Linked DNA regions of Homo sapiens: all the other regions are linked to region 2. The links are chromatin contacts, found by Hi-C or POLR2A ChIA-PET in ENCODE. All regions are on one chromosome and are shown on one strand. Each heading gives the region's core, a stretch centred on a gene start or an enhancer-like site at or near the end of the contact. The rest is flanking DNA. Distances are from core to core; before and after follow the strand shown.

What was found. A loop is a pair of places that touch in the nucleus more often than their neighbours do. ChIA-PET counts read pairs that join two places held with the same protein, here RNA polymerase II (POLR2A). Pooled maps may share reads with other maps.
Region 1: a loop to region 2 is called in a pooled map, with 9 times the contacts of the local background. The contact joins the promoter of OXNAD1 here to the promoter of RAF1 in region 2. A Hi-C loop is called at or near these places in 6 of 50 pooled maps. POLR2A ChIA-PET finds 5 or more read pairs at or near these places in 2 of 52 experiments (T-cell and activated B cell).
Region 3: a map of CD8-positive, alpha-beta T cell shows a loop between it and region 2 (17-fold over the local background). The contact joins the promoter of MTMR14 here to the promoter of RAF1 in region 2. A Hi-C loop is called at or near these places in 1 of 168 maps with a recorded cell type or tissue (CD8-positive, alpha-beta T cell) and 7 of 50 pooled maps. POLR2A ChIA-PET finds 5 or more read pairs at or near these places in 1 of 52 experiments (AG04450).

Annotation. Positions count from the first base shown.
Region 1 is chr3:16,263,037-16,266,580 of GRCh38, forward strand. It overlaps OXNAD1 (oxidoreductase NAD binding domain containing 1), which reads left to right and starts at 2,176. Exons shown (of 9, transcript NM_138381.5): 1 at 2,176-2,469. DPH3 (diphthamide biosynthesis 3) reads right to left here and starts at 1,907. Exons shown (of 3, transcript NM_206831.3): 1 at 1,733-1,907; 2 at 1,119-1,193. The coding sequence starts at 1,840. RefSeq lists an enhancer at 1,739-2,048.
Region 2 is chr3:12,662,298-12,665,712 of GRCh38, forward strand. It overlaps RAF1 (Raf-1 proto-oncogene, serine/threonine kinase), which reads right to left and starts at 1,820. Exons shown (of 17, transcript NM_002880.4): 1 at 1,516-1,820. RefSeq lists enhancers at 902-1,512, 1,513-2,124, 1,736-2,085, 2,126-2,195 and a silencer at 1,326-1,545.
Region 3 is chr3:9,648,173-9,651,771 of GRCh38, forward strand. MTMR14 (myotubularin related protein 14) reads left to right here and starts at 1,333. Exons shown (of 19, transcript NM_001077525.3): 1 at 1,333-1,570. The coding sequence starts at 1,412. RefSeq lists enhancers at 928-1,157, 965-1,860, 1,147-1,316 and silencers at 1,188-1,297, 1,398-1,497.

The DNA of each region.
Region 1 (3,544 bases), core at 926-3,425, 3.6 Mb after region 2:
CAGCCAGAATCATTTTTTAAAAAACTTAAGTTGGATCATAGCACTCCTATGTTCAAAAATCCCCCAATGGTTCCCTATATCACTCACAACAAGAGCCTAAGTCCTTAAAGTGATCCACAACTTCTTACGCTACTCTCATCCTGCTCTGCTCTGGTCACACTGGCCTCCTTTTTGTTCCTTGATAAAATCAGGCATGTTCCTGTCTTAGGTCCCCTTCACTGAACGATCCTTTGCTCGACTCTCTTACCTCATACCCTCATATGTACATGGCTCACTCCCTCACCTCCTTCAAATCTTTACCTATTAAGGCCTTTCTCAGTAAGGCCTGCCATGATCACCCTATGGAAAACTGCAACTTCCTCCCAGACCAGCACTCCTGATCTTCCTTACCGTTTGCTTTCTGTTGCAGAGCACATTTTAATACAAGAATGAATCATTATATTTCTAAATTATAGTCTAAATTATAGCCCGCTTCTCTCATGAGGCTCTGTGCCTCATCCCCACTTTCCCTATATTCATTTTGGACTTCATCCTTGAGAGTGTTAAGGTCCTTACCTAAGATTCCATTCCAAGTACTGAACAAAACTTTGGGTAGGAGTGGGCAGTAATAACATTTTTTTTTTCTATTGTCAACATCCTTGGGTGAAAGATAATAGGGCAACTAAAGACTAAAATGAAATTGTAAAGCTGCACCTAGGAATTATATCTCAAACAAGATAATGCAGAATTCTGTGTATAAGCCAGCACGAAATACCATACAATTGTTCCCTTCAAAGTAAGTCTAGCAGCTCTAAACAATTTTAATTACATATTAAATAGAAGAGAAATATAAAAAATTGTCCACTAAAATAATCTATATACTTTCTATTTAATAAATAATAATTTTCACTAAAGCTAGATTTATCTCTAAAGCTAAAATAAATTACGTAATCTGAACTTTAAACGTTTTAATTTACTATTCGGCTGTTTATCAATGGTGTTTAAAACCTGCCTAAAAAAATACCGCACTTTACCTAGCACAATGAAACATTCTCCTGCACTCATCACTGACAAGCTGATCTAAGTCCTTGCCACTGACTTACAATACCCTTCCCCCGTTTTAAAATTATATCCCTTACTTTGTCATAAATCACTTTTATAATGAGAGAGCAGCTAGGACACGTTGCCACGTCTTCCCCATTCTCCAAATCTTCCTACAACGAAATCAAATACCATGTGGTCAGGATAGCTTCTCTTCGCCATCTCCTCCCCCAAACCTATCCCACCCCTAGATGCAAGTCTCTTGGTGGCTTGCCTTCCCCCCAAGGTGGGTGAGAACCCCAGGGCCTTCAGCGAGAAATGCCGACATCATTTTCCCCTAGAAGCGTCACTTAGGGGAAACACCTAGGAAGGTCAGGCGAGCTTCGGTCGCCCCAAAAGCCCTGGGAAACAAAAAACGAGTCCCCTCCTCGACAGAAATATCCCAGGTTGGGACCCTAAGGCAGGGATCGGGCAGAGAGACAGAGGCTCTCCGCCACCCTCTCCCTGACCTAATCTAAGGCCAGAACTGCGTGCCTACCGAGAGAGCTCAGGGCATTAGTTGGGGTGGGGGGACGCGGGAGGAGGAAGATTCAGCAACGGGAAAGAGGGCGTGGGTGACACAGCGCAGCAAAGGCTACCCAATGATGGAAGGAACGGGCGGAACCAAACTGCGCTTGCTTGGGTGAACCGCCGGGCGGGACCCTGAAGTTACCTTGGTGATGGAGAAGTTATCTCCACATGGGCAGGGATAGAAATACGTCTCCGAGTCCTCGTCATATTGGAAGTCCTCGATTTCCACCTCGTCATGAAACACTGCCATGGTCAGCGGGGGTGGCCGAAGGGGTAACGCCCCAGCAGTCCGAGGCCAGCTCCGAGGGTTTAACTTCGCCGGAACCGGCCTGGGCTCGGCATCATCAGGTCGCGCCGGGCAAGGACTAGCCCTTCCGGCGCATAGGCAATGACGCAACTCCGCCCTGCGCGGCCAAATGGATAACCGGTAGCGGTCACCATGGAGATGGCTGAACTAGGGGCGGAGACACTGGGAAGACTGAAAGCTTGCTCAGCGGGGTCGCGCACCGCTCCTCCTATTGGGCGGCAGCGACCAATAGAATGTGGGGCTCGCCCGCGCTGCTACGTCACGTCTGGGACCGCGGAGTATTCCAGGCGCCTGCAACTAAACGTGGCCGGGTCTGCAAGCTAGGTGCCAGCGGGGAAAGTTTCCCTGCTTCTTATCGTCTGCTTTAACGCCTTAAATAGCCCGCTGAAGGCTGCAGCAGGTGCTAGGTAGCAGCCTCCCGGCCCTCGGGAAAGGCGGGGTGGGGAGGCGAGAGCAGCTTAGCCTCCTCGACCTCCCTTCCTGGTGACGGACGAACAGTTCCCGTAGAATTTCGCTTCACCGAGTGACCTTGAGCCCAGGGCGACGGTCAGCTTGTTAATTCCTGGCTGCAGGTACATTCCGCTTCTTCCTCACCCCAGACGCCTTAAAATACCCTAAATTGTGTTGCTGAAAGGACCAAGCCCTGGAAGGCAGGGATTGAGTTCTAGTCTTCTGTTTGCCAGGCTTATAACATTATTAACGACGATGATTTTTAGTAATAGTAATAACATCACCTTTTATTATTGGGAAGTTATGTGCCAGCTATTGCACTAAGTGGAATTGTCAACTCTAGGAGTTTACATGTTATTCCATTTTATTAATCTTTAAACTGAGGTACAGAGAGTTGGGCATCTTGACTAAAATCATACACCTGGGAAATAATGAAGAGCTTGTCTGTCTCCAAAGCCCAGGAACAAATTACTTATGTGAGTACCAGTTTTTTCGTTGTGAAAGAAATGGTGTCAGTAGGCAGGTTTATCAGTGTGAGGCCTATGTATGCCTTGAAGCGAAATGCAGATAAAAGGCATTTTTGTCTTGAAAGCAGTGCTAGTGCCTGTTTTGGTAAAACCGATTACATTGGGTCTTACTTAATTACTAGGCATTTTAATATCTTAGTAGAGAAGAAATGCATTGTAGTGAAAAAGCACTTTCGAGAGAAGATCTGGGATCGGAATCTTGAGTTGTTGATTACCTCTGGCAACTGGATATTTACATTCTTTGGGCCTTATTTCCTCTTCTAAGAAAGGATTGGAGTAGAGATGATATAAGATCCTTTTTAGATGTAATGTTCCACTTTTGCACGGAAATTATGAGCTTTACTTGGTTCAGCAATGATATATAACATTTAGTTTACATTTACGTAACACATATACATAATATATCCCTGTGCACTTTTGAAGAAAACATTACAATGACTACTAAACTTTACATTTATTCCTAAAAGGGCGGATCACGAGGTCAGGAATACGAGACCAGCCTGACCAACATGATGAAGCCCCGTCTTTACTAAAAAATACACAAATTAGCCAGGTGTGGTGGTGTGCCTGTAATCCCAGCCACTCAGGAGGCTGAGGCAGGAGAATCTCTTGAACCTGGAAGGCAGAGATTGCAGTGAGCTGAGATCACGCCACTGCACTCCAGCCTGGG
Region 2 (3,415 bases), core at 570-3,069:
TGCACTCTAGCCTGGGCGACAGAGTGAGATCCTGTTCCTTTAAAAAAAAAAAAAAAAAAAAAAAAAAAAAAAAAAGTTTGCATTGTTCTGAAAAAATAAAAAAAAATTTAAAAGTCATTAACTAAGTTAAACTAAATATGTTCAATCACTATCAGCTTCAACATCAACAAAGGGAGAAAATTATCAGCAAGAATGAAGACTCGGCAACCCATGTACAATAATCCAAATTCAACTAGTTCACTATCTACAACAAAGACAGCCCCCTCACAATTCTAGCAACTTTTATTTTACTCTCATCTCTCACCATTTCCTTCCTGCACCCCAGGCAATTTGCTGCTCCCCAAACTCATCCCAACTCCCACATGGCTCTAAGCCTTTGTACCAGCTGTTCCCTGAGCTCCTCCTCACCCGATGAGCACTTACTCACAGGTGTTTCAAAACTCGACTCAGAAGTCTCCTCGAGTGTAGAAGCTTCCTCAACTCCTCCCCAAGCAAAACTAACTGTTCTAAATCCCCATAACACTTGATAAGCCAATTCTTATCACACTGCATTGTTTTCACGCCTTAGGAGCGCAGGGAGGGCAGAGTCTCTCCACTCAGCCCACAGAGGACCAGGCAAGCAGAAACGCTCAATGAACGTGCCTTGAATTCATTTTCCACTTAGATTAAGTGACCCCCTAGAACCCGTTCACATCTCAAGGATACACTAAGTTCCATTCCTTCTTCCCACCACAGAATGAATACCAGGGGCACACCCAGAGCCCTAGAACGAGAACAATGAATGAACACGGCCGCCTCGCCTCTCACGACGTCCAAACCCCTCTCTCTTGGGCATCGACTCGCTCGCAGAGCCTCAGCAGCTGCAGAGCTGAAGCGTCCCGGCGGCTCTCGCGTCACACAAAAGACAGCCCTGGCTCTTCATTCCAAAGCGTCCTGAGGCCAATCCTCTATAAGTATCCCAAACCTTTCATTAATAACCCAGAGTCCTGATACCCAAGGCTAGTCCTGATACCCAAGAAGAGGCCCCTGTGCCTTTGTGGTAGGGCACTGGCCAGTTTCCTCCTCTCTTACCCGATTCCTCACGTCGTCTCTAAAAGGGTGTCACTTGACTGAAGTACCCTGAGAAAGGGTGCAAGCCCGGGTCCCACATTCGGCGGCCCAAGAGAAAAGGAATTGGCCCATCCAAGTGACAACAGATATGGGGCAGCTCTGGGCGGATTTTCCCACTGCCAAATATGAGGAATGCGCATGGCATAAGGGTGGCGTTGGCACGTTTCCGCCAAACACAAGGAAATTTGAGTGGGATGTGGGAACTCGGCTCGCCGGCCATGACACCGGACTCCGGGGCCCCCGCCCAACGCTACCCCAGGGTGACAACGGCCTGGCCCAAGCCCTCTGCCCGGCAGCCGCGGGGCCGCTCCATCAGCGCCACCCAGGCCCGGTCGCCCTGGAAGCCGATCCCTCAGCCCCGCCGCCCGGCTCCCCCGGCATCCACGACCCGGTCCTGCCACCTACCTGAGGGAGCCAGGCCGCCCCAACGTCCTGTCGTTCGGCGGCAGCTTCTCGCCCGCTCCTCCTCCCCGCGGCGGGTGAGGGAGCGGGAGGCGGTCACATTCGGCGCGTCCCCAGCCCAGGGGACGGAGCCCCGAGCAGCCCCCGCATCGTAGCAAACGCGCTCCGCGCCTCAGGGCACGCGCCCCAAAGCCCGGCCAGCTGACCCTTTTCGGGGCCCAAAAAAGGCAGCAGAAAGCCGTTCCCGCCTCACAATCGTTTTCCTCTTACTCCCGCCATCTAAGATGGCGGCCCAAGCGCCCGCGATTAAGACTCTCGGGCGGCCCAGACGAGCGAGCCCTCGACTCGGTGCTCGTCCTCCCGACCTGCGACGCCACCGGCTCTCCGATTCTGCGCGAGCCCTACTGGCAGTCGACTTCTAACTTGGCTCGGGCATCCATCGCTCTGGCCTGAACTCAGGCCCCGCCCCCGGGGCGTGGCCTAGCGATCTGGTGGCCGCCATTTCGAAGCTGAAGAGGTTAGGCGACGCTGACTTGCTTTCAGGAGAGGCACTCGGTAATCGAGAAGAACCGGCTTTCGGCCAGCCAGGAGTGGCCAGAGGCCTAGAAGGGGAGAGGAAGGCCTGCCTGCCCAGCATTGCAAGGCCCAGCGATCACCAGACGTGCCTCAGGACACAGGGCACAGTGTCCAACTTTGACGCGTCCTCTCCGGGCACTTTAATACCAAATCACGGCTCCGCCACTTGACAGCTATGTGGACAGTCCCTGAACCTTAAACGGTCTTTTCCTTGTGTGTAAATTCCGAGTTCATTTTTCCCCCATCACATTAGCAACAAGTTAAAAAAACTGATAATATCCGGTTTGGTCCAAGGTATATTGAAACCTGTTGTGTGCCCTCGCAGCGCTATCACAGTGGAACTTGGACATGTTAAAAGTATATATCCTTCCTCCCGGCAGTTTCACTTCTAGACACTAATTCTAGAGAAATAAGTATACACATACACAAAAAGCTATGTGTGAAGATATTTAATGCCATATTATTTGCATTCTGGAGAAACACTGGGGATGAAATGAAGATTAATAGGAAACTGGTTAAGAGAACGCTGCTACACATCCAATCTGGGTTGTCATCCATCCAAGAATGAACTAGATAGTTACTGAATTTAAAAAACAACAAAAAAAGGGCCCGGCGCTTTTTTTGGGATTACTCCTGTAATCCCAGCACTTTGGAAGGCCGAGGCAGGCGGATCACCTGAGGTCGGGAGTTCGAGACCAGCCTGACCAACATGGAGAAACCCCGTCTCTACTAAAAATACAAAAATTAGCCGGGCGTGGTGGCGGGCGCCTGTAATCCCAGCTACTCAGGAGGCTGAGACAGGAGAATCGCTTGAACCCGGGAGGCAGAGGTTGCAGTGAGCCCAGATCGCACCATTACACTCCAGCCTGGGCGACAGAGCGAGACTCCGTCTCGAAAAAATAAATAAATATAAAAAAATAAAAATACCAAATTAGCTGGGCATGGTGGTGCATGCCTGTCATCCCATCTACTCGGGAGGCTAAGGCAGGAGAATTGCTTGTACCCAGGAGGCGGAGATTGCGGTGAGCCGAAATCGCGTCATTGCACTCCAGCCTGGGCAACAAGAGCGAAACTCTTGTCTCAAAAAAAAAAAAAAAAAAGACATGGCTGGGCGTGGTGGCTCACGCCTGTAATCCCAGCACTTTGGGAGGCCGAGGCGGGCAGATCACTTGAGGTCATGAGTTTGAGACCAGCCTGGCCAACATGGTGAAACCTGTCTCTGCTAAAAAATACAAAACAAATAGGCCGGGTGCGGTGGCTCACACATGTAATCCCAGCACTTTGGGAGGCCGAGGCGGGCAGATCACGAAGTCAGGAGATCGAGACC
Region 3 (3,599 bases), core at 83-2,582, 3.0 Mb before region 2:
CACAGCTGAAATAATGTGATGTCTGGGATTTGCTTTAAAATAATTCCCTGGATGGGAAGGGACTGCTTAAACAGGATAGATAAGCAGATGTTGATTATTGTTCAAAACCAGTTAATGGGTACATGAGGGTTCATTATACTATTGTCTCCACTTTTGCGAATGTCTGAAATATTCTAATAATAATAATAATGAGAGGCTTCTCATCACAGAATTTCAAGGCAGTCGCTTCACCTCCCTGACTCCCAGTTTCTACCTCAATAAAATAGGGCTGATGATATAATGCACTGTACTCACAGGGATGTTGTGAGCAGCAGGGGGAGAAAGGGTTTTATGAAATGTTGTGTTTTTGTTTTTGTTTTAGAGACGGAGTCTCATTCTGTCACCCAGGCTGGAGTGCAGTGGCGCGATCTCGGCTCACTCTCCGCCTCCCGGGTTCAAGCAATTCTCCTGCCTCAGCCTCCCGAGTAGCTGGGATTACAGGCACCTGCCACCACGCGCGGCTAATTTTTGTATTTTTAGTAGAGACGGGGTTTCACTGCGTTGATCAGGCTGGTCTCGAATGCCTCACTTCATAATCCGCCTGCCTCGGCCTACCAAAGTGCTGGGATTACAGGCGTGAGACACCGCGGCCGGCTGAAATGTTTTAATATTGGTAACCACTGCCATTATGGTTTCTAGTACTAATTTGTTGCCTCCAAGCGTTCTCTCCTCCTCGCCCTGTAATTTTTTTTTTTTCTTAAGACAGAGTATTGCTCTGTCACCCAGGCTGGAGTGTAGTGGTTCGATTTCGGCTCATTGCAACCTCAGCCTCATGGGTTCAAGCGATTCTCCTGCCTCAGCCTCCCAAGTAGTTGGGATTACAGGTGGGTGTCACCATGCCCGGCTAATTTTTTTATTTTTAGTAGAGATGCGGTTTCACCATTTTGGCAGCCTGGTCTCGAACTCTTGGCCTCAAGTGATCCGCCCGCCTCGGCCCCCCAAAGTGCTGGGATGACAGGTGTGAGCCACCACGCTCGGCTTCCCTGTAATTGTTGATTCCACTTTTCCTCTGGTTCTTTTCAATGGTTCCTTCCTGCTACCCCCCTCCCCCGGCAGCCCAATGGTTGAGCCCGGCTTCCCCGGGGGAAACCCCTTGGGGCGGATCACGCGGTATCAGCCAGTGGCCTCCCTGGTGGATAGAAGGATCGCTCTGCGCCGGGGGCGGGCCAGTAATCGTAGGCGGGGCGCGGGTCCAGAGCTCCGATTGGCCAGAGTCGGAGTAAACATCCGGCGGGACGGGGCGGGGCCGGAAGTGGAAGTGGAAGTAGAAGGCGGTGGCTGAGGCGGTTCCGGAGGTTCTAGTGTCGGAGTTGGGTGCAGGCAGGTGCCATGGGCCCGCTTGAGGCACACTGAGGGGACGCGGGGCTGGGCCATGGCCGGCGCTCGGGCCGCCGCCGCCGCTGCCTCGGCGGGGTCCTCGGCCTCTTCAGGCAACCAGCCGCCTCAGGAGCTGGGGCTTGGGGAGCTGCTGGAGGAGTTCTCCCGGACTCAGTACCGGGCCAAGGATGGCAGCGGGACCGGCGGCTCTAAGGTGAGATTGGAGGTGCGATGAGCTGGGGAAGGCTCCTAACTTGGGAAGTTACAGAGGAAAGGCTGAGGCCAGGGGTCAGAAAAAGGTAGGAGTGGTACCTCGCCGCTGAGGAAGAGGAGAGAGAGAGAGGAGTTCTCCAGGGTCTGTATCCGGAGTATAAGAGTCGGTCTTGACAACCATAAAAGGAGGAACTGGGGTCAGAATGAGCCCAGCAAAGAGGTCCTTCTTGTTTGAGAAGGGGTCTGGAGGTGAGAGATCAAGCTGAGGGGCCAGGTTCAAAGATCAGAGAGGAGGACCTAAGGAAGGTCTATTCCCTGCTTCAGGTGCCGTAGGATGAGTTGTGTCAGGGAAAAAGCCCCAAGAAAAAGCTAAGAAAAATAGGGAGACGATTCCTCGGGGTCAGAGGTCAGAATGGAGCCAGGAGGTGAACCCAGTGTGCTGCCCCCTTATAAGGTCTCAGCATGACTTAGGCCCATCCCTTTCCTTCCCCTATAGAGCAGGAAGACAACCCACACTCCCTTTCAGTTCCTTTATCTAAAGCAGGTCTCCGTTCCTCTTTTTGCTCCCTTTGGGATTTCCACCCAGTCGTCTTATCGCCAGACCTGGAGGGCTTCCTGTCAGCTCAGGCCATCCCCACCCTAAGCACTGGCTGGCAGTGCGGTGGGAATCTTGCCGACCCTGCCATCTCATTCCCCCACGTGGTTTTGGCAGCTTTAGCACCAAGTTTTCCAGTGGAATTCTGTTCCATCCTGCACCACAGAACTCTGATTTGACCTCAGAGATTACCGTGAGTTGCTATTCTGTAGTTGGCATCTTGTAGTCTCTGAAGTAACCCAGGGAAGACTTCAGTAAGGATTGGACTTCCTCACTCTCCAAATGGCCAAGTAATTTTTCCAAGTATAGTCTGGGGACCACCTGTTTAATGATCATCTGGGGTACTTTTAAAATTTGTGCTTATGGGATACTTTGTGAAAACAGAGATTCCTTAGTCCCACCCAGTCCTACCAAGTCAGAATTTCTGGGGGTGGGATCCTGGAATTTGCTTTTTTTTTTTTTTTCTTTTGAGAAGGAGTCTCGCTTTGTCGCCTAGGCTGGAGTGCAGTGGCGCAATCTCAGCTTACTGCATCCTCCGCCTCCCCAGTTCAAGCAATTCTCCCTGCCTCAACTTCCCAAGTAGCTGGGATTACAGGACCCCACCACCACGCCCAGCTAATTATTGTAGTTTTTAGTAGAGATGGAGTTTCCCCAGGTTGGCCAGGCTGGTCTTGAACTCCTGAGCTCAGGTGATCCGCCTACCTCAGCCTCCCAAAGTGCTGGGATACAGGCGTGAGCCACCGCGCCTGGCTTTTTTGTTTGTTTGTTTTTGTTTTTTGTGTTGAGACAGGGTCTCGCTCTGCTGCCCAGGCTGGATTGCAGTGGTGCAACCATGACTTACTGCAGCCTCGAAATCCTGGGTTTGAGCGATCCTCCCACTTAAGCCTGCCAAGCACCTGGGACCACAGGTACACACCACCATGCCTGGCTAATTTTTCTTTATTTTCCTAGAGACATGGTCTCGCTATATTGCCCTGGCTGGTCTCAAACTCCTAAGCTCAAGCAATCCTCCCACCTCAGCCCCCCAAAATGCTGGGATTACAGGCGTGAGCCGCCACACCTGGCCAGTAAGGGTCTTTTGAGTGGCTGTAGGTCATTGGTTTTTCTGGACCCCTCTTCCAACTTACATGACCCTGAAGATTAGGGTTAGCATAAGTTACACCTCATATTGGCTGCGGCTGGCCTTAATTATCTCTCCAGGCCTTCTGATCTCCTGCAAACTTAGATGTATATATATTTATATGTATTTATAACAATTCAGGCAGAACAGGGAGTTAGATCTGTAACTGAACAATCGATTGAGATAACTCACTACCTTTGGACTAACTTCTTGCAAACTTTTTTTTTCAGAAGGAGTCTCCCTCTGTCACCCAGGCTGGAGTGCAGTGGTGCGATCTTGGCTCGCTGCAACTTCCACCTCCTGGATTCAAGCGAT